Linked DNA regions of Homo sapiens: region 2 is linked to region 1. A link is a loop called in an ENCODE intact Hi-C map of the cell type or tissue named here. Cell type or tissue: IMR-90. All regions are shown on one strand. Links, peaks and the distances in the headings refer to the core of each region. The heading gives the core; the rest is flanking DNA. Region 1 overlaps LINC02453 (long intergenic non-protein coding RNA 2453). Region 2 overlaps ANKS1B (ankyrin repeat and sterile alpha motif domain containing 1B).

The links. Hi-C counts contacts between places; a loop is a spot of excess contacts. Peaks named below come from ENCODE experiments on the same cell type or tissue, not always from the same donor. Only the 100,000 strongest peaks of a DNase experiment are listed, where the experiment ranks them.
Region 2: it touches region 1 in a loop (15-fold over the local background); 5 of 110 quality-filtered maps call a loop at or near these places.

What each region holds. Positions count from the first base shown.
Region 1 is chr12:98,487,656-98,499,221 of GRCh38, forward strand. LINC02453 (long intergenic non-protein coding RNA 2453) reads right to left here. Exons shown (of 4, transcript NR_038383.1): 3 at 5,776-5,829. Among named protein-coding and RNA genes, the nearest start is that of TRD-GTC1-1, 10 kb to the right of the region's middle. RefSeq lists a silencer at 2,876-3,170. In IMR-90, for the core only: a CTCF peak has its summit at 3,506 (motif pointing right); a DNase peak (open chromatin) is centred at 3,486; H3K27ac peaks cover 204 bases.
Region 2 is chr12:98,991,818-99,003,338 of GRCh38, forward strand. The region is part of intron 17 of ANKS1B (ankyrin repeat and sterile alpha motif domain containing 1B); the gene reads right to left. Among named protein-coding and RNA genes, the nearest start is that of APAF1, 350 kb to the left of the region's middle. In IMR-90, for the core only: a CTCF peak has its summit at 7,076 (motif pointing left); no DNase peak of the experiment used is centred there.

The DNA of each region.
Region 1 (11,566 bases), core at 1-8,000:
TCACTCAAGAGAATTGTTGTGAGTTAGAAATGGGAGAGAAGTTGGGCATGTGTTTCATGCCTATAATTCCAGCACTTTGGGAGGCCGAGGCAGGCAGATCACTTGAGGCCAGGAGTTCGACACCAGTCTGGCCAACCTAGTGAAACCCTGTCTCTACTAAAAAATACAAAACTTACCCGGGCATGGTGGCATGCCTATAATCCCAGCTACTCTGGAGGCTGAGGCAGAAGAACTGCTTGAAGCCGAGAGGCAGAGGTTGCAACAAGCTGGGATCACGCCATTGCACTCCAGCCTGGGTGACAGAAAGAAGCTTGTCTCAAAAAAAAAAAAAAAAAGAAAGAAAAGAGAAGAAAAAATGGGAGAAAGACTTTCCTCTCCATACCTTATACCTCCTGGTATCTGGTACTTTTTGAACTTTGTTCTGTGTGCATGAATTGCCTATTCAAATAAAACTGTAATGCCTGAGGTTTTTTTGTTTGTTTGTTTGTTGTTGTTTTTTTTTGAGATGGAGTTTCACTCTTGTTGCCCAGGCTAGAGTGCAATGGTGTGATCTCGGCTCACTGCAACCTCTACCTCCCAGGTTCAAGCAATTCTCCTGCCTCAGCCTCCCGAGCTGGGATTACAGGCGCATGCCACCATGCCAGGCTAATTTTGTATTTTTAGTAGAGATGGGGTTTCACCATGTTGGCCAGGCTGCTCTCGAACTCCTGACCTCAGGTGATCTACCCGCCTCAGCCTCCCAAAGTGCTGGGATTGCAGGCATGGGCCACCACGCCTGAGATCTTATCAATCAAGTATTTAAACCAAAAATATTTTACATCTACATTTTTTTAGTGGAAATACAATTTTAAAAAGCACAGTTTAGCCAGGTGCAGTGGCTCACACCTGCAATCCCAGCACTTTGGAAGGCTGAGGCAGGCAGATCACCTGAGGTCTGGAGTTCAAAACCAGTCTGGCCAACATGGCGAAATCCTGTCTCTACTAAAAATACAAAAAAAAAGAAAAAAAAAATCAGCCAGGCATGGTGGCGGACGCCTGTAATCCCAGCTACTCGGGAGGCTGAAGCAGGGAGAAATGCTTGAACCCGGGAGGTGGAGGTTGCAGTGAGCCGAGATCGTGGCACTATACTCCAGCCTGGGTGACAGAGTGAGACTCGGGCTCAAAAAAAAAAAAAAAAGGCACAGTTTGAGGGTGGGGGCTCGCACATGTAATCCCAGAACTTTAGAAGGCTGAGGAGGGAGGATCTCCTAAGCCCAAGAGACCAGGCTGGGCAACAAAGTGAGATCTCATCTCTATAAAAACCAAACAAAACAGTCTGGTGAAAAATGCGATAGAATGAAGTATATTATAGACAAAAGGGACCTTCAGTATCAACTCTCACATATTGATTGTCGATGAAGAAAAGAGTCAAACTCTGTAAAATATTTGAAGAGACTTATTCTGAGCCAAATATGAGTGACCATGGCCAGTGACACAGCCCCAGGAAATCCTGAGAACGTGTGCTCAAAGTGGTCGGACTACAGCTTTTTATTACACATTTTAGAGAGACAGAAGACATCAAAAAATACATGTAAGATGTACATTGGTTCAGTGAGGGTGGATGGGGCGCTTCTACATCATGAGTGAATTCAAAGATTTTCTGATTGGGAGTTAGTTGAAAGAGTTTATCTAAAGACCTGAAATTTATAGAAGGGAGTGCCTGAATTAAGATAAGGGGTTGCGAAAACCAAGGTTCTTGTTATGCAGATAAAGCCTCCAGGTAGCAGGCTTCAGAAAGAACACATTGTAATTATTTCTGGGTCTCACTCCATCACCCAGGCTGGAGTGCAGTGGTGCAATCTCAGCTAACTGCAGCCTCAACCTCCCAGGCTCAAGCCATCCTCGCACCTCTCAGCCTCTGGAGTAGCTGGGATTACAGATGCGCGCCACTACGTCCTGGTAATTTTTGTATTTTTAGTAGAGACAGGGTTTCACCGTGTTGCCCAGACTTATCTCGAACTCCTGGGCTCAAGCAACCCACCTGCCTCGGCTTCCCAAAGTGCTGGGATTACAGGAGTGGGCCACAGCACCAGGTCAGATTGTAAAACTTTTAATTTTTATTTATTTTTTTTATTTTATTTTATTTTATTTTATTTTTTGAGACGAAGTTTCGCTCTTGTTGCCCAGGCTGGAGTGCAATGGTGTGATCTCGGCTCACTGCAACCTCCACCTCCCAGGTTCAAGTAATTCTCCTGCCTCAGCCTCCCAAGTAGCTAGGATTACAGGCGCCCACACCCCCACCCCATGCCTGGCTAATTTTTGTATTAGCCAGAGATGGGGTTTCACCATGTTGGCCTGGCTGGTCTCGAACTCCTGACCTTCAGGTGATTCACCTGCCTTGGCCTCCCAAAGTGCTGGGATTATAGGCGTGAGTCACCATGCCCAGCCAAAAATTTTATTTTTTACCTTTTTAAGGTGCAAGACTCTCAGTAAATTCTCTCCTGGTTAAGGAAAAATATCTGGAAAGGGAAGGGGATTCTCTACTGAAAGTAGATTTTCCCCACAAGAGACACCTTTGCAGGGCCATTTCAAAATGTGTCAAAAATATATATATATTTTTTGGGGTAAACTACTTCAATTTACTTCAGGGCCTGCTGTCTGTCATGTTGGTATCTTACTGCTACAAAAAGCCTTCTTTGTCAGACTTATGTTAATGCTGGTCAGATGTGCCTGAATCCCAAAGGGACTCTGTCCCAAAGGGAGGAGAGTATAATGAGGCTTGTCTGACCACCTGTTCCCATCATGACATGAACTAGCGTTTCAGGTAACTTTGGAATGCCCCTGGACAAGGAGGCATCCATTCAACTGATTGGGGAGCTTAGAATTTTATTTTTGGTCTACATGGTAAAGCTTAAAGTTGCGGAAATCATTATCCTCAGTCAAGCTAAAGCCTAGGTATCCAGACCTCTCTTTCACCTAATTTATTTGCAATTAATCCAAAGTTCTAGGCCAGGCACAGTGACTCACACCTGTAAACCCAGTCCTTTGGGAGGCGGAAGCATGGAGGATCACCCGAGGCCAGGAATTCAAGGCTGCAGTGAGCTAAGATTGCACCACTGCTCTCCCGCCTGGGTGACAGAGCAAGACCCTGTCTCTAAAAGAAATTTTTAAAACAAATAACAAAGTACTGGTTTATGCTGTATTTATAAAACAACATATGTAGTAAGATTTTCTTAGTTTTAGAACCCAGAAAGCTGTGCCAAATGCTTTGAGAGTTGACTTATTTCCTATTAGGTTTTTTAAATACTTGCAGTCCAGATACTGCTTTTAATTTTTTAAAAAACAGTATCCATACTTACAGGCTCTGATTAAGTTTCAAAGACTAAGCCTGCCATGCTTGTCGGTGTGTGATTCCTTCCTCTAAGATTCCAGACATTCCCGTCTCCAGGCATCACTGTGTCGGGGGAGCGCTGTGTGAAAATGGCTGTGATCTTTGTGCGGTTTGTCCGGTTATACCTCACTGGGACACCAGAGGGCGCAAGGAGGGCCAGCACTTGTTTTTCTTTAAATCTCGAATCAAAGTCCATGCAGAGAACAACAAAAGACCCGGAACACAGGGGCCTTGAGACAAAGGGACTCAGGGGAAAAGGCTGCACGCCCTGTTTTACTGAAGTGGAATTTGCTTCTTCACCCTCCTCACCTCCTCACCTCCTCCCCACCTTAAGGAACTAGAAATAAACAACTTAAGCTGCAAAATAATGAAATCTGGCTAACAAGGAAAACCAAACTAGAATACATTACTCAACATGTCATAGGCTAAGAGGACTATCACAAATGTACATTTGAGCTATTTGCTTTGCCTAATATTAATAACTTTAAAGAAAATTTTATTGTTTGCTTTTCTGAGTTCAATATATGCACATAGTAGAAAATTTAGAAAAGGTGGAATAGCAAAAAGAACAGCGATCATCAACACACTCTTAACCCAGATATAACTACTTTTAATATCTTCAGCTACTTCTTTCCAGATGTTTTCTTCTTTCTTTCTTCCTTTTTTTTTTTTTTTTTTTTGAGACGGAGTCTCACTCTGTCCCCATGCTGGAGTATAATGGCGCGATCTAGGCTCACTGCAACCTCCGCCTCCCAGATTCAAGTGATTCTCCTGCCTCAGCCTCCCGAGTAGCTAGGATTATAGGCACCCACCACCACGCCCAGCTAATTTTTGTATTTTTAGTAGAGACGGGGTTTCACTCTGTTGGCCAGCCTGGTCTCGAACTCCTGACCTCAAGTGGTCCTCCCGCCTCAGCCTCCCAAAGTGCTGGGATTACAGGCATGAGCCACCGCACCCAGCCACCAGACGTTTCCAGTACTTACAAATGCATAGAAAAAAAATGGGATTCTGCGTGCTATTTTGTGCTGGTTCTCTTCTTATTTTCTAGATCACTAACTTCATTTTATTGATAAATTCTGATAATAAAACTTTGCTAATCATATGAGTTAATCACAGGTAGGAGAATAAGAAATTTCAAAAGCTACAGGCAGCTTTTTTCCCAAAATAGCAGCAACTTGAATGCCAGACCTGAGTCATGCATTTGAAGCAGAAGTTTTTCTGTTGCTTTGTGTTTAGAAAACACGGAAAGACTAAAGAAAAGGCCTGTCGCAGTGGCTCACACCTGTAATCCCAGCACTTTGGAAGTCCAAGGCGGATCACAAGGTCAGGAATTTGAGACCAGCCTGGTCAACATGGTGAAACCCTATCCCTATTAAAAATACAAAAATTAGCCAGGCATGGTGGCCCGCACCTGTAGTCCCAGCTAATCGGGCAGCTGAGGCATGAAAATTGCTTGAACTTGGGAGGCGCAGGTTGCAGTGAGCCAAGGTCACACCACTGCACTCCAGCCTGGGTGACAGAGTGAGACGGGTCTCAAAAAAAAAAAAAAAATCCAAAGAAAAGAAGTAGAAACTGTTCCATCCCACCCCAAACAGGCTGAATAATTTGTCCTTCTGGGTAGCCTGAGGACTGAATGCCAAAGGGCCAGGGGGTGTGGGTCACCAGGACCCTTTGTTCCTCACACTGGGGCTAGTGTTTGCCTCAAAGCTAGACAGATCAGTAAAGCTATTAACCGGGATAGGTCAGCAGGTGGTCAGTAGGGCAGGAAAAAAGTCAGGAAAACGGAGGTCACTGATCTCCTGTTGGGTTGGGGCCAATGTTGGCAGGCAGGTTCCTTAAAGGACAGGAAGCTTAGGCCAGCCCAGGAACAGATAACTCTAAGGAAAGTGATGGCAAGATCTGAGGCCCTGAAAACCTCTGAGGGACACCTAATCACTAAGCCCACAGATTCCTTAATTTACAGCAACAGATAAAGGTGATGTTCTCGGCCACAGGAATTTAGTTAAATCACTGGAGCTGTCTGGCCTCAGTTTCCTTATCTGTATAACGAAAGGATCAAGAAGATAGGTAAGGTTCCTGTCAGTTCCTCAAAGATTGTGATGTTTAATTCTCCCCAGTCATGCATTATAATGAAAGGTGAAGACATTTCCTGCCCCCTGCCACTCCAGTCCCCTAAGCAGCAGCCCCTCCACCATATACTCTTTCCCGCATTGCCACTTTTCCCAAATTGCCACATGCTCTGAGCCTTTGTATTAATGTTTCTCTGTTCCCTAAGTGCTGGAAAACATTTCCCCCATTCTTTTTCTAAGTTCATCATCATTCTTTGGTGGCCCAGCTAAAAATAGGTCTTTCTTTGACCACTCCAGCCCTTCCCTCTCTGTAATCCCGTAGTATTCTGCACATACCTCCATCACTTTCTACCTCTGTAGCCTTCATCTTCCAGTGCCTCAGTTTCCTCACTGTAAAAAGGAGAAAATTATTATAGCAAACTCATAGGATTTAAATAAGGATTAAATGGTATTAAATAAAATGTATAGTAAGTCATTGGTTTGAACTGAGTTCCTACACTAGGCCCAACAGACAAACCAAAATAGAGTCACTCATGCTGGAGTTCCACACCACTAAGCTGAAAATAAGTTGTTTATCTGACCTTCCAAGAAATCAGGAGGGGGCGGAGCATGGTGGCTCACACCTGTAATCTCAGCACTTTGGGACGCCAAGGCAGGTGCTGAGCTTGAGATCAGGAGTTCAAGACCAACCTGGGCAACATGGAGAGCCCCCACCCCCCAACACCACCACCATCCCTCTACAAAAAATACAAAATATTAGTGGCATAGTGACGCGTGCCTCTGATCCCAGCTACTCCAGAGGCTGAGGTGAGAAGACCGGTTCAGGCAGGGATTGCAATGAGCTGTGATCACCCCAGCCTGGGTGACAGGGCAAGACCCTGTCTCAAAAAAAGGAGAGAAAAAAAAGAGAGAAAGAAATCAGCAGCGAGATATAATAGTCAAATCCCCAAGCAGGTCAGTTTTCGCTGGAATGATAAGAAGGTCCACTCTGCTTTAACCTTTAAACGGAAAGTAACTTTAAAGCACCAATCCACTTTGTGTTTTCTGTTTCTGCTTTGCTCAACCCTTTTTTGTCTATAAAGCCAACCTTGGCCAGGCAAGGTGGCTTATGCCTGTAATCCCTGCATTTTGGGAGGCCAAAGCAGGTGGATCACCTGAGGTCAGGAGTTTGAGACCAGCCTGGCCAACATGGTGAAACCCCGTCTCTACTAAAACTACAAAAAATTAGTTGGGCATGGTGGTGGGCACCTGTAATCCCAGCTACTCAAGAGGCTCAGGCAGGAGAATCTCTTGAACCTGGGAGGCAGAAGTTGCAGTGGGCTGAGGTTGTGCCACTGCACTCCAGCCTGGGCACCAAGAGCGGAACTCTGTCTCAAAAATAAAATAAAAGCCAAACTCTTCTGTTCAGCTCATTGAAATACTCATTCTATTTTATGGAATGAGATGTTGCCTGATTTTAGAATCACAAATGGAAGCCAATTAAGATCTTTAAATCTGTTATAACTTTGTCCTTGGACAATGGTTAATATTATATAAGGCACTTGAAGCCTAAGGCATAGCAGGCTCTCCATCAGCATGAGCTATGCCTCCACCATAGCACTTACCAAATTGTATTGTAACTATCAGTTAAAAGTCCACCTCCCTCAAGAAATTTGAGTTCCTTGAGGGCAAGAAGTGAGTCTTACTAATTTTTTGTGCCCAATGCCTATCTCCATGCTTGGCACAAAAGATAAATCAATAAAGATTTATTTTTTTAAATAAGGAGGGAAAGAAAAGACTAAGTGTTAGTCGAGCTGAAGGGAGACAGACTTTTGCCTCTCAGTTTTTTGTTTTTTGCTTTTTTTTTGAGACAGAGCCTCGCTCTGTCGCCCAGGCTGGAGTGCAGTGGCGTGATCTCGGCTTACTGTAACCTACGCCTCCAGGGTCCCAGTTCAAGCAATTCTCCAGTAGCTGGGATTACAAGTACATGCCACCATGCCCAGATAATTTTTGTATTTTTAGTAGAGACAGGGTTTCACCATATTGGCCAACCTGGTCTTGAATTCCTGACCTCGAGGTCCACCCACCTCCTCTCAGTTTTAACTTTAAATTATTATTTAAATAAATTAGAGGCTGGGCCCAGTGGCTCATGCCTATAATCCCAGCACTTTGGGAGGCCAAGGCAGGCAGATGATTTGAGGTCAGGAGTTTGAGACCAGCCTGACCAACATGGTGAAACCCCGTCTCTACTAAAAATACAAAAAACTTAGCCGGTCGTGGTGGTGCACACCTGTAATCCCAACTACTCAGGAGACTGAGGCAGAAGAATCACTTGAACCCAGGAGGTAGAGGATGCAGAGCCGATACGGCGCCAGTGCACTCCAGTTTGGGCAACAGAGTAAGACTCTGTCTCAAAAAATAATAAATAAATAAATAAATAAATAAATAAAGACTGGGGAATAGTGAAGTATGAGCATCCCGAATATCTTCCCCACCCCTCACTTTAATAATTTAAACATGTATCCATCTAATTTGCCTTCCAGGCCCAAATCAAAAACATTCACCTTTCAATTTTAATGTTTATGGACAGTAAGTTCTTGTAATTTCCCATAATCTATTAAACTCAAATTTCCAAAATTTGGGTAGTTTCCAGTTTTTGACTATTATAAATACAGCCATTATAAACATAAGTGTGCAGGGTTTTTTGTGGACATATGTCTTCATTTCTCTCAGGTCAATATCTACGAGCAGTGTTGCTGGATCTTAGGATAAATGTATGTTTGTTTGTTTGTTTGTTTGTTTGGAGACAGTGTCTGGCTCTGTCACCTAGGCTAGAGTGCAATGGCTCAATCTCAGCTCGCTGCAATCTTTGCCTCCCGGGCTTAAGCAATTCTCCCACCTCAGCCTCTTGAGTAGCCCAGACCACAGGCACATGCCACCACACCTGGTAATTTTTGTATTTTTTGTAAAGATGAGGGGGGTCTTACCATATTGCCCAGGCTGGTCTCGAACTCCTGGACTCAAATGATCCTCTTGCCTCAGCTTCCCAAAGTGCTGGGATTGCATGTTCGAGCCACTGTGCCCAGCCTACATCTTAATTATGGTCAAAATTCATAGACTAGTACCCTTAAAAAGAGTAAATTTTACCCTCATAAATTATACCTCAATAAACCCTAAAAATAGTAAATAAGTAAGTGGAGACAGACAGACAGACAGACAGACAGACAGAAATAAGAGGCACTCCCCCAAAAGTTCTCAACACAGCCTGGAAGGCCCTGCATTGTCCTACTCCCATCAGCCTTTTCAGCCTCATCTCCCCATGATGCTGCTCACCCTCTGCTCCTCTCTAGTCACTTCTGCCTTCTTTCACACCCTCTACTCACCACATTTCCTCTGTTCCTACAACCTTAGCACATCCAGTTCCATCTACCTAAGAAGCTCTTTCCTTTGCTCTTCCCCATTATCTTAGTAACTGTCACAGTTGTAATTTTACTTTTTTTGGTTTGTGTGTTTTGGAGACGTAGTCTCGCTCTGACGCCCAGGCTGGAATGCAGTGGCACGATCTCTGCTCACGGCAACCTCCCCCTCCCAGGTTCAAGCAATTCTCCTGCCTCAGCCTCCCAAGTAGCTGGGAGTGCCCACCACCATGCCCCGCTAATTTTTTGTATTTTGGTAGAGACGGGGTTTCACCGTGTTGCCCAGGCTGGTCTCGGATTCCTAAGTTCAGGCAATCCGCCTACCTCGGCCTCCCAAAGTGCTAGGATTACAGGTGTGAGCCACTGCACACGGCCTGTAATTTTACTTTTTTATTTTTGTTATTCTTTTACTAGTGTTATGTGTCTCCTCCACTGAAATAAAAGCTCCTTGAGACCAGGGTCTTTGTTCATCACTGTATCTCCAGAACCTAGTACTGTGTTTTACCTACACAATGAGTGTTCAACCATTATATTCAACTGACTACTTCATGTCTCAACCTTAACATGTCCAAAACTGAAATGTTGATCATCCCCCTGCTCCCACCAGGGTCATTACTCCACATGCAGGGCTGCCATAGTGCACAATTCCAAGGAGTGCCATCCACAGCACAGTCTATGGATGGCATCTTGCCTCTGTTAAAGTGAACTAAATATGGCCAGAGAAGGACTCCGTACTTCCATATTTGAGTCCTTATGGACAACCATAAGCTAACTTAATGGGTAGACAAGATTGAAAACCTAATTTAGAAGTATACGACTCTAACAATAGCTGAGTCTTGGCCAATCACAGCAGCCATACTTCAACCACTCATACACTGCTGAGTGTTCAAACTGTGTTTAAATAAGGCAAACGCCAACCTGTAACCAATCCAGCTGTTTCTGTACTTCACTTCCGATTTCTGTACCTCACTTCCCTTTTTTTGCCTGTAATTTGTTCTGACTACCAGGCATCCCTGGAGTCTCTCTGAATTTGCTGTGATTCTGGGGGCTGCCCGATTCGCGAATAGTTTATTGCTCAGATAAACTACTTTACATTTATTTATTTATTTATTAAGATGGAGTCTTGCTCTGTCGCCCAGGCTGGAGTGCAGTGGCTTGATCTCTGCTCACTGAAACCTCCACCTCTCGGGTTCAAGCGATTCTCCTGCCTCGGCCTCCCAAGTAGCTGGGATTACCGGCACGCGCCACCATGCCCGGCTAATTTTTGTATTTTTAGTAGAGACGGGGTTTCACCATGTTGGCCAGACTGGTCTCAAACTCCTGACCTCAGGTGATCCTCCCACCTCGGCCTCCCAAAGTGCTGGAATTACAGGCGTGAGCCACTGCTCCTGGCCAAATTCCTTTACATTTAATTCAGCTGAAGTTTTTATTTTAACAACTTCTTCCCAGTTATGCCCTTCACATGACTGCCAATATGAATGGTGCCCTCTGGAGTTGTGCATTACTCTTCTCAACCTCAGTGATGGCAACTCCATCCTTCCAGTTGCTCAGGCCAAAAATTCTGGAGGCATCCTTGACTCCTCTTTTTAACTCATATCTCACATTTACTCTACCAAGAAATTCTATTGACTCAACCTTCAAAATACATAGCACTTGGGGCCAGGCACAGTGGCTCAGGCCTGTAATTCTAGCACTTTGGGAGGCCAAGGTAGGAGGACCCCTTGAGCCCAGAAGTTCGAGACCAGCCTGGGCAACATTATGAAACAGTCTACAAAAAACACAAAAATTAGCTGGGCGTGGTGGCATGCACCTGTGGTCTCAGTTACTCAGGAGGCTGAGGTGGGAGGATCTCTTGAGCCCAGGAAGTTGAGGCTGCAGTGAGCCCTGATTGCGCCACTACACTCCAGCCAGGGTGACAGAGTGAGATCCTGTCTCAAAAAAATAAACAAAGTACATCAGCGCCTCTCACCTTCTCCATCACTTTCACTGTAGCCTGAACCACCCACCAACATCTCCCATATGGATTATTGCAATAGACTTCATAGTTCTTGTTTCTGCTCTTGCCCTCCTACAAACTACTCTCAATCCAGTAGCCAAAGATCCTTTTTTTTTCTTGAGACAGTCTCACTCTGTTGCCCAGGCTTAAGTGCAGAGCTATGATCATAGCTCACTGCAGCCTCGAACTCCTGAGCTCGAGTGATCCTCCCACCTCAGCTCCCCAAGTAGCTGTGACTACAGGTGTGAGCCACAACACCCAGTTAATTTTTTTTAATTTTTAGTAGAGATGGGGTCTTGCTATGTTGCCCAGCCAAAGACCCTTTAAAACATAAATCTGACCATATCACTACTCTGTTCAAAACCCTGCAGTTCTCAGGAAGTTAGAGAGGAATGATACTTACCAGAGGCTAGGAAAGGGCAAGGTGAAGGAGATGAAGACAGGTTAGTTAATGGGTATAAACATACAATCTGATAGCAAGAATAAATTCTAGGTCAGGCACGGTGGCTCATGCCTACAATCTCAGTACTTTGGGAGGTGGAGGCGAGTGGATCACCTGAGGTCAGGAGTTAGAGACCAGTCTGGCCAACATGGTGAAACACCGTCTCTACTAAAAATACAAAAATTAGCCAAGTGTGGTGGTGCGTGCCTGTAATCCCAGGTACTAGTGGGGGCTGAGGCTTGAATCCGGGAAGCGGAGATTGCAATGAGCCAAGATCAAGCCACTGCACTGCAG
Region 2 (11,521 bases), core at 3,522-11,521, 510 kb after region 1:
TTACTGGCTACATGTTGTATATTCACATACACACACACAAAATTTAACAAAACACTTATAAACAAAGTACTGTGAGATCTATAGATAAGAACATCCAGTCTTGCTGTTAGGAAATGTGGCTGGGAAAATAGAATATTTATATGAAAAAGATAATAATAGAAGACAGTGTGTAGGAAGTGACAGATGGATGGCACAGACAAATCACTCTGCAGAGGTTGTAGAGAATGGGGCAGGGGTAGGTTACAGGACAGATGGTCTTAAACTGATGGATAGGACCTACCTGTACCATCTGGTTCCTGCCCACCTCTCTAAACTTATCTTCCTGACATTCACCAAATTCTAGCCACACGGACCTTCTTTGTGTTCCTCAAAATGCCACACTCTTTTCTGTCCCACGGCTTTTACAATTGTTGTGTCTTCTGCCTGGAAGACTCTTTCTTTAAATCTTGGCAAGGCTGCCTCCTTTATTATTCAGAAGTCAGATCATTGTGCCCTCTGATATGGTTTGGCTCTCTGTTCCCATGCAAATCTCATCTCAAATTTTAATCCCACATGTCCAGGGAGGGACCTGTAATCCCCATGTGTCAAGGGAGGGAGGTGATTGGATCCTGGGGGTGATTTCCCTCATGCTGTTCTTGTGATAGTGAGTTCTCCTGAGATCTGATGGTTTTATAAGTGTTTGGAAGTTCTTTCTTCACTCTTCTCTGTGCTGCTGCCTTGTGAGGAAGGTGCCTGCTTCCCCTTCGCCTTCTGCTATGATTGTAAGTTTCCTGAGGTTTCCCCAGCCATGCAGAACTGTGAGTCAATTAAACGTCTTTCCTTTATAAATTACCCAGTCTCAGGTAGTATCTTTTAGCAGTGTGAGAATGGACTACTACACCCTCCTTAATGAGAACTTCCTTGGTGACCCAAACTGAAATACTGCTTCACTCCTACCCCAGTCCACTAGCCTGTTTGATTTCATTCATGACACTTTCCTTACCTGAAATTATCTACTTGCTAACCTGCTTATGGTCTGTTTCTCTTCACTAGAATGAAAGCTCCACGAGCAAGGATCTATGATGCCTGTCTTGTTCTCATCTTTTTTATTTTTTCCCTCAAGTAGTTTCTGAAGTTTCTACCTCATCTACACAATCTTTCTGGGCTTTAAAGGCTATGAGGGAATGTCCCTCTTTGACTTGTTTTGAAGCCTTGGGCCTACTTATTTGTATATAAGAGAATATTTTTAAATGGTTCTCTTCTTTATATATTTAAAGCATGAAATGCTCTGAATATCAATGAACCCAATCACATTTGGGTAATAGAAAAGGCTGTTTTCTTCATAGTTGATTCTTTTTTTAAAAATTTAATTTCTTATTTATTTATTTTGAGAGAGAGTCTCATTCCATTGCCCAGGCTGAAGTGCAGTGGCATGATCTCAGCTCACTGAAACCTCCACCTCCCAGGTTCCAGCGATTCATACACCTCAGCCTCCTGAGTAGCTGGTATTACAGCTGCACGCCACCATGCCTGGCTAATTTTTTGTATTTTTAGTAGTGATGGGGTTTCGCTATGTTGGCCAGGCTGGTCTCCAATTCCTGGCCTCAAGTGATCCGCCCGCCTTGGCCTCCCAAAGTGCTGGGATTACAGGCCTGAGCCACTGTGCCCAGCCTGTAGTTGGTTCTTTTGAAATGTTCCTCTCCTTTATGGGCCAAGCTGATAGCATTTGCTTTACCCTCTCCATTTCGTATATTTATCAGCCATCAAAGGCTTTTCTTATTGCTTGGAACTTAATTGAATGATGTTTTTGTTTCTTTACCAACAAATGAACACAAGCGGCTTTCGAAAATACTCCAAAAAACAGTGAGCTGTAGGCAAGATTTTATTCTTCATGTGTGATATATTTTGGTAATTAAGGAGTCAATTCTTTGGCTAAATGCTGAAAGAAAAATGATGATTATTGTGTAGGATAAAGCTGTGAATTATAGAATACTTTCAACTCTGTTTAAAATCTAATTAACATTAATTGTTACATTAATTTTCCCTGTGAAATTTACTAACTGTATACAAAATGATATTTAATCTTCCTAATGGAGGTCTAGTGTATTCGTTTCAGTCCTATTCGTAGGAATATGAGTTGAAATGGCAAAGTTATAGTTATGTTGAAAGTAATGAAGTAATTTTTATATAAAACTAATTTATTAACTATCACATTGTAATTAATTAAAACACTCTTACTTTTACACAATGTTCCTGTTTTTAAAGTACTTTTGTGTGTGTGTGATATACATATCTATATGTACATATATGTGGATTCCCACAGCGTCGTATGATACAAGCAGAACCATTAATTATTATTTATCCCCATACTTATGTATAATGGAGTTTCCATGAGGTTTAAAAACTTCCCCTGTAACATAAGGATAGTGGATCATGAAGTTCATAATTTGTGACCTTATTAAGTTCTAATTACTAGGGATACTTCTTGTTTTAGTTTGCTAGGGCTGCCATAACAAAGCATCAAGATTTAGTGGTTAGGCCAGGTGCGGTGGCTCATGCCTGTAATTCCAGCACTTTGGGAGGCTGAGGCAGGTGGATCACCTGAGGTCAAGAGCTCAATACCAGCCTGGCCCAACATGGTGAAACCCCGTCTCTACTAAAAATACAAAAATTAGTTGGGCATGGTGGTGCGTGCCTGTAATCTCAGCTACTCGGAAGGCTGAGGCAGGAGAGAATCGCTTGAACCCAGGAGGCGGAGGTTGCAGTGAGCCAAGATCGTACCACTGCACTCCATCCTGGGTAAAAGATTGAGTGGCTTAAGTGATAGAAGTTTCTTTTCTCACAGTTTTGGGGGTTAGAAGTCTAAGGTCAAGGTGTCGGCAGGGCTGACTGCTTCTAAAGCCTCTCTCCTTGGTTTGCAGACGGCTGCCTTCTCCCTGTGTTTTCACACGGACTTCCCTCTGAGCATGTTTATGTCCCAATTTCCTCTTTCTTATAAGGACACCAGTCGTGTTGGATTAGGGCCTACCCTAATGACCTCGCTTTTGCTTAATCACCTCTTTGAAGATCCCATCTCCAAATACAGTCACATTCTGAGGTACTGGAGATTAGGACTTCAATTTATGTATTGTTGGAGGATAAAATTCAACCATAACGCTTGTGTAAATTGTGAAGAAAACAGTAATTAATGTATAGCTTGTTTTAAATTTTCTGAGTGAATGAGTTAAAGAGGCTATATGAAATAGTAAGTGCTATTTTAGCCAAGAAAATTATGTCTCAGCACATGTGGTTTGTGTTTCAAAAATATTTCTTGAGTAAAATGTCTGATTTATCTAATATTTTTAATAATGCTATAACCTTTACTATTTTGATAATGGTAGTACTACCCGACATATATTGAGTCTTACCATGTACCAGACTGTTTTAAACATATGCCCTGTATTAACATATTTAATTATTACAAGCAACCTATGGAATACTATTATTGCCCTAATTTTAAAAATATGGAAGCTGGCCAGGCATGGTGGTTCACGCCTGTAATCCCAGCACTTTGGGAGGCCAAGGCAGATGGATCACCTGAGGTCAGGAGTTCAAGACCAGCCTAGCCAACATGGTGAAACCCCATCTCTACTAAAAAAAATTTAAAAAATTAAAAAAAAGAGAGTAAACTCTGTGTAAGAACGCTAAATGACTTGTCAAAGGTTCTACGGCAATTAAGTAGCAGAATTGGAATGAAACCCAGGTTCTCAGGCTCTGGAACTTTTGATTAGCAGGCCAGTGGTTCTCAATGGGTGGACTCTAGTTTCTGGCTAAGATGGAGTAAGAGGAAAAGATTTACCATCCAATGTAGAACAACTAAAAAATGTATCTAAATATGTAAAACAATGGATTGTAAGACATTGGACTTCATGGAATGAAAGGCAGTGATCCCTGCGAGGAACCATATAGTTGCCCCACTTTATAATCGAGAGAAAGAGTTCCCAGGCTTGATGCTCAGGAAGGTGATACCTGACCCCTGCAGCCTGCAGTTGGAACACAGCACTGAGAGTCCAGGGAGACCAATGCAATCAGAGTACAGGGAAGAGGACAAGAGTACTCTGCACAGGGAGCGAGAAAGAGCTTCACAGACAGTCAGAGGGTTCCCTTGAATCATCAGAGGAAAACAGATTAGTATATACATGTGCAGAAACTAGCCATGGCTGGGGAAAGAACTACCGAAGGACTAGAGGGAACAATTGCTGGAACTCATCTGGGGCTGGAATAGTTCCTGTCCCCAAATCATAACTCATGGGACATTGGGTAGAATATTCAGAAGAATTTTGACTCGGTGGGGAAAAATTAGCCCTACACTAAATTATGCTAGTTCCACCTTACCAAGCTTAAAAGAAAGACCTGAAAGGGTCAAACTGTTTCCAAGTTGAAGAGGAAAGGGAATAAACATTCACGAATTACTGTCATCATCGTGAAGGGACTCTGGATGTGAATCAGTAGCTACACAAGAACCTTCAGTGTCTCTGAGCATGGGAAGATGAAAAGATTTGCTTTTCATGCAAGGAATTTAAATTTCCAATGTCATATATATGAGGACAAAATACATTAGTGTCTGAGTGTTCCCAGCACTTCTCCTCTTCACCCCACTGAAAAGAGTCTATCCACCCAGATTCTTCCCCTCCACAGCTCTTCAGAGAGGGTTCTGCTGGCCAGATTGGTTCAGAAAGAAGGTATTAAGAATTACCAGCTGGGTGTGGTGGCTCACACCTGTAATCCCAGCACTTTGGGAGGTCGAGGCAGGTGGATCACGAGGTCAGGAGATCCAGACCATCCTGGTTAACATGGTGAAACCCCATCTCTACTAGAAATACAAAAATTAGCTGGGCATGGTGGTGGGCGCCTGTAGTCCCAGCTACTTGGGAGGCTGAGGCAGGAGAATGGCATGAACCCGGGAGGCGGAGCTTGCAGTGAGCCAAGATCCCACCACTGCACTCCAGCCTGGGTGACAGAGCGAGACTCTATCTCAAAAAAAAAAAAAAAAAAAAAAAAAAAAAGAATTACCATGTGAATGATGAACACTTCCCAGTGTTTGTTGATAACTGAAGTAAAGACCTTGAGATAGTGTTGGAATTACTGTTTGGTTGCTGGGTAGTATTTGTTTACCTCTCACACTACTTTCAGATGGGCTATGTTAGTCATAGCTTTAACCAGATTATAGATTTACTGATTGGATAGATGTTTACTAAAAATTAAGTGAGCAAATGCAAGGACTAGAACAACATAGACAATATATTCTGATTTTTATTTAAAAGAAATATGCAAAAAACACTATAAAATTTTACCCCAAATATACCCATCAGTATACCAAAAGTGTACCATGTATGCTAACAGCCATATAAAATTACTAAAAGGATATATACCAAGCTATTGGTAAAAGGTTATCTCTTTCACTGGGGACCAGGATTGGGCAGGTAGAAGGCAGTAGGAACATAGCAAGGAGATCCTTTCACTTTGTATTCCGTATATTGATGAGTTGCTTGAGTTAAATAAAACAAGAATTATAATTTGTCATTAAAAAACTAAATATTAAAAATTACCATCTTCCCAGTGTTTGCAATTTTTTTTTTTTTTTTTTTGAGACAAGTCTTGCTGTCACCAGGCTGGAGTGCAGTGGCGTGATCTTGGCTCACTGCACTCTCTGCCTCCTGGGTTCAAGCGGTTCTCCTGCCTCAGCTTCCCAAGTAGCTGGGACTACAGGTGTGCCCAGTTAATTTTTTGTATTTTTAGTAGAGATGGGGTTTCACCATGTTGGCCAGGATGGTCTCGATCTCTTGACCTCGTGATCTGCCTGCCTCGGCCTCTCAAAGTGCTGGAATTACAGGCATGAGCCACCGCGCCTGGCCCAGGCTTCAAAATTTTTAAACATTTAACTGGAATAGTAAGTAACCAACAAGCACTTAGAAAGTGCCTAGTGTTTATGATTCCTGCCACCTCAGAGAGCTACATTTGTGTTCAATCTTCGGACACTTAAATGTTTTCAATGTATGTAAATAATTATTGTTAAGATTTTCCTAATTTCTTTGTTAAAATGGTTCATTTCAAGGTTCTTTAGAGCTTGCATTTATTTCATTTTTTGTCATGTTTCTTTTCTCTTAGAATAAAAACCAGCAGTCATTTTAATTACCCCTGATAATGTTCATGAATACTGCCTTGGCCTGTCTTCTGGTTTGGAACCTTTTCAAGGGCGAATGGATATTTGTCTGGTGTTCCATGTATAACCTGTCCTTGTGCCACTTTTCCAATGTGGCAGGAAGGGAACAACTGTCATCTGTTCTGAGAATTCAGCACTGTGTCTGGCACTGTGGGAATTTACCCAGACTGCTTTGGGGGAAGACATCTGACACTTCATGATAATTGTAATTAACCAGAAAGACACTGGAATTGGAGGATTTGAAGGGAAATATGACAAGGGATTAAGACTTTGAGATTACTTTTGGAGCCAGGGTGACTTAAGCACATTTAAAAAGTTAGGTTTACTTATATATTATTATTATATTCTAAACCATAAGACATTTTCTAATAAGGTTTCTAAGAGGAACATGTAAACCTGGATCAAATTTAAATAAGGTTACTGAAAATATTAATGAAACCAATGACTGAGCATTTTATAAATGAGAACTGTATTGCTTTAAGTTGGAGAAAAGCTGCAAGTAAGACAACATATTTCTTCATTTGAAAGCTTGTGTCCTTATATGAGGGACATTGACAAATGAGTGGTGATAAAATGGTGGTCTATGTGCCATAAGGGCTTAGGTACATAAATTAATGTTTTATTAACCATAAAAATAAGGTTAAAAGGTTGAAATGTAGCCTTCATGTGTCTATGTAAAAAAGAGGCAGAAAAAAATCCTCAGCACTCTAGAGAAGCTTAGTCTCTGAGCAATCACTGCATATACTAATATATTCACATATAATCTAGAATGAATGTTAAATAACAAAAATCATGTTCGTTTTTATATTTTGCTTTGCCTTTGGGATACGAAGTGATGGAACGAGCTCGTTAACACTGCTCATTTCTGGTTAGAAGAACACTAGAACCACCTAGTGGATTTTTCATTTATTGCATGATCCCTACACTTTACTATTGCTAAATTGTTAATTGCTGAGATAGGCCTTAAAGTAAAATCAGTGGTTATAATCTCTTTGTGGGTCATAATAGAAATAGTAATTGTTAATCTTCAGCAGACAAAGCTGTCCCTAAGTCCTTGAAGGGAAGTCCCTGCCCACCAAATACTTACCAACTAGCACACTGCTGCATCTAGAAAAGCACAGGCAGAGTTAAACATTTGGCTGCTGAGATACACCGTGCAACTGGAGCTTTAAATTTCCTGTGAAAGTCAGTGAGCAAGGTAAACTGCAGCAATTCATCTGCATTCATGGCAGAGTCAACTTTCGGTGAGCAAGACTAGGGAACTCTGCAGAGCACAGCCAAGGGGCTACATTAGCAGCTTGACCTTTGTATTCAATATAAATCTGTGGGCACACAAACTGGCGTTTCTAATCAATTTTGTTTTTGGAGCAAAGTAGCTTATGTGGTTACAGCGTGCCCTGGTCATTCTGTTTCCCATTGCTGAACCAACTGGGTCTCCGCATCTTGGTGGTGATGACAGATGTTACGTATATTACATTGGGATTTGGGTCAGATAAATAGCAAATATTCTGGGAAAGGATACTTTATGTTTTTGCAAAAGGTTATAAAATACCAAACTTTAGTAAACCCTGATTCTAGGCCAAAGGTTAACTCTTTATATCTATGATTTATTAGGTATCAAAAGAAAAAAGTCAGGATCTAAGGGGAATGGAAAAGTTTCTGCTATTCTAACCTAAGAGCTGGTTGTCTTCTCCTAGTAAACTAACTGTTCAGCAGATGGGATGCATCGGGCTACAAGGTTGGTGCTTTCCAGCCGGCACCGCGTGTGAAGGGCATGTGGTTGGGCTGGGCTCTCCAAGTCTGCATGGCTTGGGTTGACTATAACCAGGGGAAACACGCAGTGGCTACAACTGCTTCTCCTAACAATTCTCGTTTCATTCTCTTCTCCCACAGTGTGAAGGAGGCTAGGTGGATATTCTCTGGGGCTTGAAATTTCACACTGCAAATTTTACGAGAGTGATGATCTCTTCCTAACTCTTTAGAAGCCAAGATAGGAAAAATTTCAGTTTACAAGAATAAAGCCCAATCCCTCTTCTTATGTTGGAATGTCCAGTAAAATGCTAAGAAACGGGTGGGTAGAAGAAGAGGAAAGGAAGAAGAGAAACAGAGAGGAGAGTAAGGAAAAAATAGAAAAGGCAGAAAAAAATAATGTACATGAACAACAACAAAAATAGTGACAAACAGAATGGACTATAGAGATAGGGGAGGGTAGTGAAGGGCTTCAGAGAAGTCAGGTGAAGGGCCTTCTTTTCTTTTCTTTTTCTTTTTCCTTTTTTTTTTTTTTTTTTTGAGATGGAGTTTTGCTCTGTCATCCAGGCTGGAGTGCAGTGGCATAATCTCAGCTCACTGCAACCTCTCCCTCCGGGTTCAAGCAATTCTCTTGCCTCAGCCTCCTGAGTAGCTGGGATTACAGGTGCCCACCACCATGCCTGGCTAATTTTTGTACTTTTAGTAGAGACGGGGTTTCACCATGTTGGCCAGGCTGGTCTAGAACTCCTGGCCTCAAGTGATCCTCCTGCCTTGGCCTCCCAAAGTGCTGGGATTACAGGCATGAGCCACCGTGCTCGGCCAGGGCCTTCTTTTTTAAAGAAAATTTTATTATGCTGTGATAAGAACACAACATGAGGTCTACCCTCTTAAAAATTGTGTGCATAATACAATACTGTTAACTAGAGGCACAGGTTGTACAGCAGATCCCTAGAATTTATTCATCTTGCATAACTGAAACTTCACCCCTGTTGATTAGCAATTTCCCATCCTTGCACCCCAGTCCTTGGTAACCACCATTTATTCTACTCTCGCATTATGTGAAATGGACTATTCTAGATACCTCCTCAAAGTGCAATCTTGCAGTATTTGTTCTTCTGTGACTGGCTTATTTCACTTAGCATAATGTCATCAAGTTTCATTCCTATTATATATGTCAACATTTTCTTCTTTTTAAAGGCTGAGGCTGAGTAATATTCCGCTGTGTGTGTGTGTGTGTGCGCGCGTGCATGTGTGTGTGTATATAATATTCCAATTTACGTATTCATCCATTGATGAACATTTTGGTTATTTCCACATCTTGTTTTTTTTGAATAGTGCTGCAGTGAACAGTGGGATACTAATATTTCTGAGATCCTGATTTTAGTTTTTTGTGTTTATTTTTTTTGAGACAGGGTCTCGCTCTGTTGCCCGGGCTGGAGTGGTGGCGCCATCTCGGCTCACTGCTGCCTCAATCTCCTGGGCTCAAGTGATCTTCCCACGTCAGTCTCCTGAGTAGCTGGGAGTATAGACCACCATGCTCAGCTAATTTTTGTTTATTTTTTGTAGAGACGAGGTCTCACTATGTTGCCCAGGATGATCTCAAACTCTTAGACTGAAGCGATCCTCCTGTCTCAGCCTCCTAAAGTGCTGGGAATATAGGCATGAGCCACCATGCCAGGCCCCAGTTTCAGTTATTTTAGATAAATACCGAAAAGTGGGATTGTTGGATCATCTGGTAGTTCTATGTTTTCAATATTTTTAATTTTTCCCAGCTTTTTTGAGGTATAATTGACAAAAATTGTATATATTTGAGGTATACTATGTGATAATTTAAGTTGTGAAATGATTACCACAATCCAGTTAATTGACACATCTGTCATCTCACATAATTACCATTTGTGTGTGTGTGGTGAGAACATACAATATCTACTTTCTGAGCAAATTTCAAGCATGCAGTATGGTATTATTAACCGTAATTATCATGCTGTACTAATATTGGATCCCTAGAACTTAATTCATCTTACAACAGAAAGTTTACATCCTTTGCTCAACATCTATTTCTCCTACCTCTGGATCTCTGGTAACCAATTTCTACTCTCTGTTTCTAAGAGTTCAACTTTTTTAGATTTCACATATAAGTAGAATCAGACAGTATTTATCTTTCTTCATTTGGCTTATTTCTTTTAGCATGATGTCCTTCAGATTCATCCATGTTGTTGCAAATGGCAGGATTTTCTTCTTTTTTTAAAGACTGAATAAGATTTTCTTTTTATGCATACATATTGTCTTTATCCATTCACCTGTGATGGACACTTAGGTTGTTTCCATACCTTGACTATTACGAATAATGCTGCAATGACCATGGGGATACAGATATTTCTTCAAGATACTTATTTACTTTCCTTTGGATATAGACCCAGAAGTGGGATTGATTTTATTATATAGCAGTGTTGTTCTTCACTTTTTGAAGAACTGCCATACTATTTTCCATAGCAACAGCACCATTTTGCATTCCCACAAACAGTATGCAAGGGTTCCAATGTCTCCACAACTTCACCAACACTTTTCTCTTTTCCTCGGAGCTTTTTGTCTGTTAAACCCCAGCTTCCCCCAGCCTGAAGCATAGTTGACAAAGATTGTATATATTTACAGCGTACAACATGGTGTTTTGATATATGCATACATTGTAAAATGATTCAATCAAGCTAATTAACATAGCCGACACTTCATGTACTTATCTCTCTTTTTTTTTTTGTGATGAGAACATTGGCTTTTTGATAGCCATCCTAATAGATGTGAGGTGATATCTCATTGTGGTTTTGATTTACAGTTTCCTGATTAGGTGATGTTGAGCATCTTTTCACATTCATGTTGGCCATTTGTATGTCTTCTTTGGAAAAATGTCTTTTCAGGTCTTGAGCCCCGATTTAATTAGGTTATTAGTATTTTTGCTCTTGAGTTTTAAGAGTTCCTTGTATATTTCAGAAATTAACCCCTTCTCCATTACATAGTTTGCAAATGTTTTCTCCCATTCTATGGTAGTTTTTTTCATTCTGTTGTTTCCTTTGCTCACAGAAGCGTTTTAGTCTGATGTAGTCCCATTTGCGTATTTATGCTTTTGTCGCTGTGCTCTTGGTGTCATATCTATGAAATCCTTGCCAAGATCAATGTCATGAAGATTTTCCCTTATGCTTTCTCCCAGTGGTTTCACAGTTTCAAGTCTTACATTTAAGTTTTTAATCTACTTGGCATTGATTTTTGTGTACAGTGTAAGATATGGATCCAAATTCATTCTTTTGCAGTTGGAGAGCCAGTTTTCTCAACACTATTTGTTAAAGAAACCATCTTTTGCCCATTGTATATTCTTGGCACCCTTGTCAAAGATCAATTGATCATATATACGTGGGTCTATTTCTGGGCTCCTGATTCTGTTCTATTGGTCTATAGTCTGTCTTTATGCCAATACCAAAGTGATTTAATTATGGTTGCTCTGTAATGCATTTTGAAATCAGGAAGTGTGATGCCTCTAGCTTTGTTCTTTCTCAAAATTATTCCGGCTACTCAGGGGCTTTTGTATTTCCATATAAATTT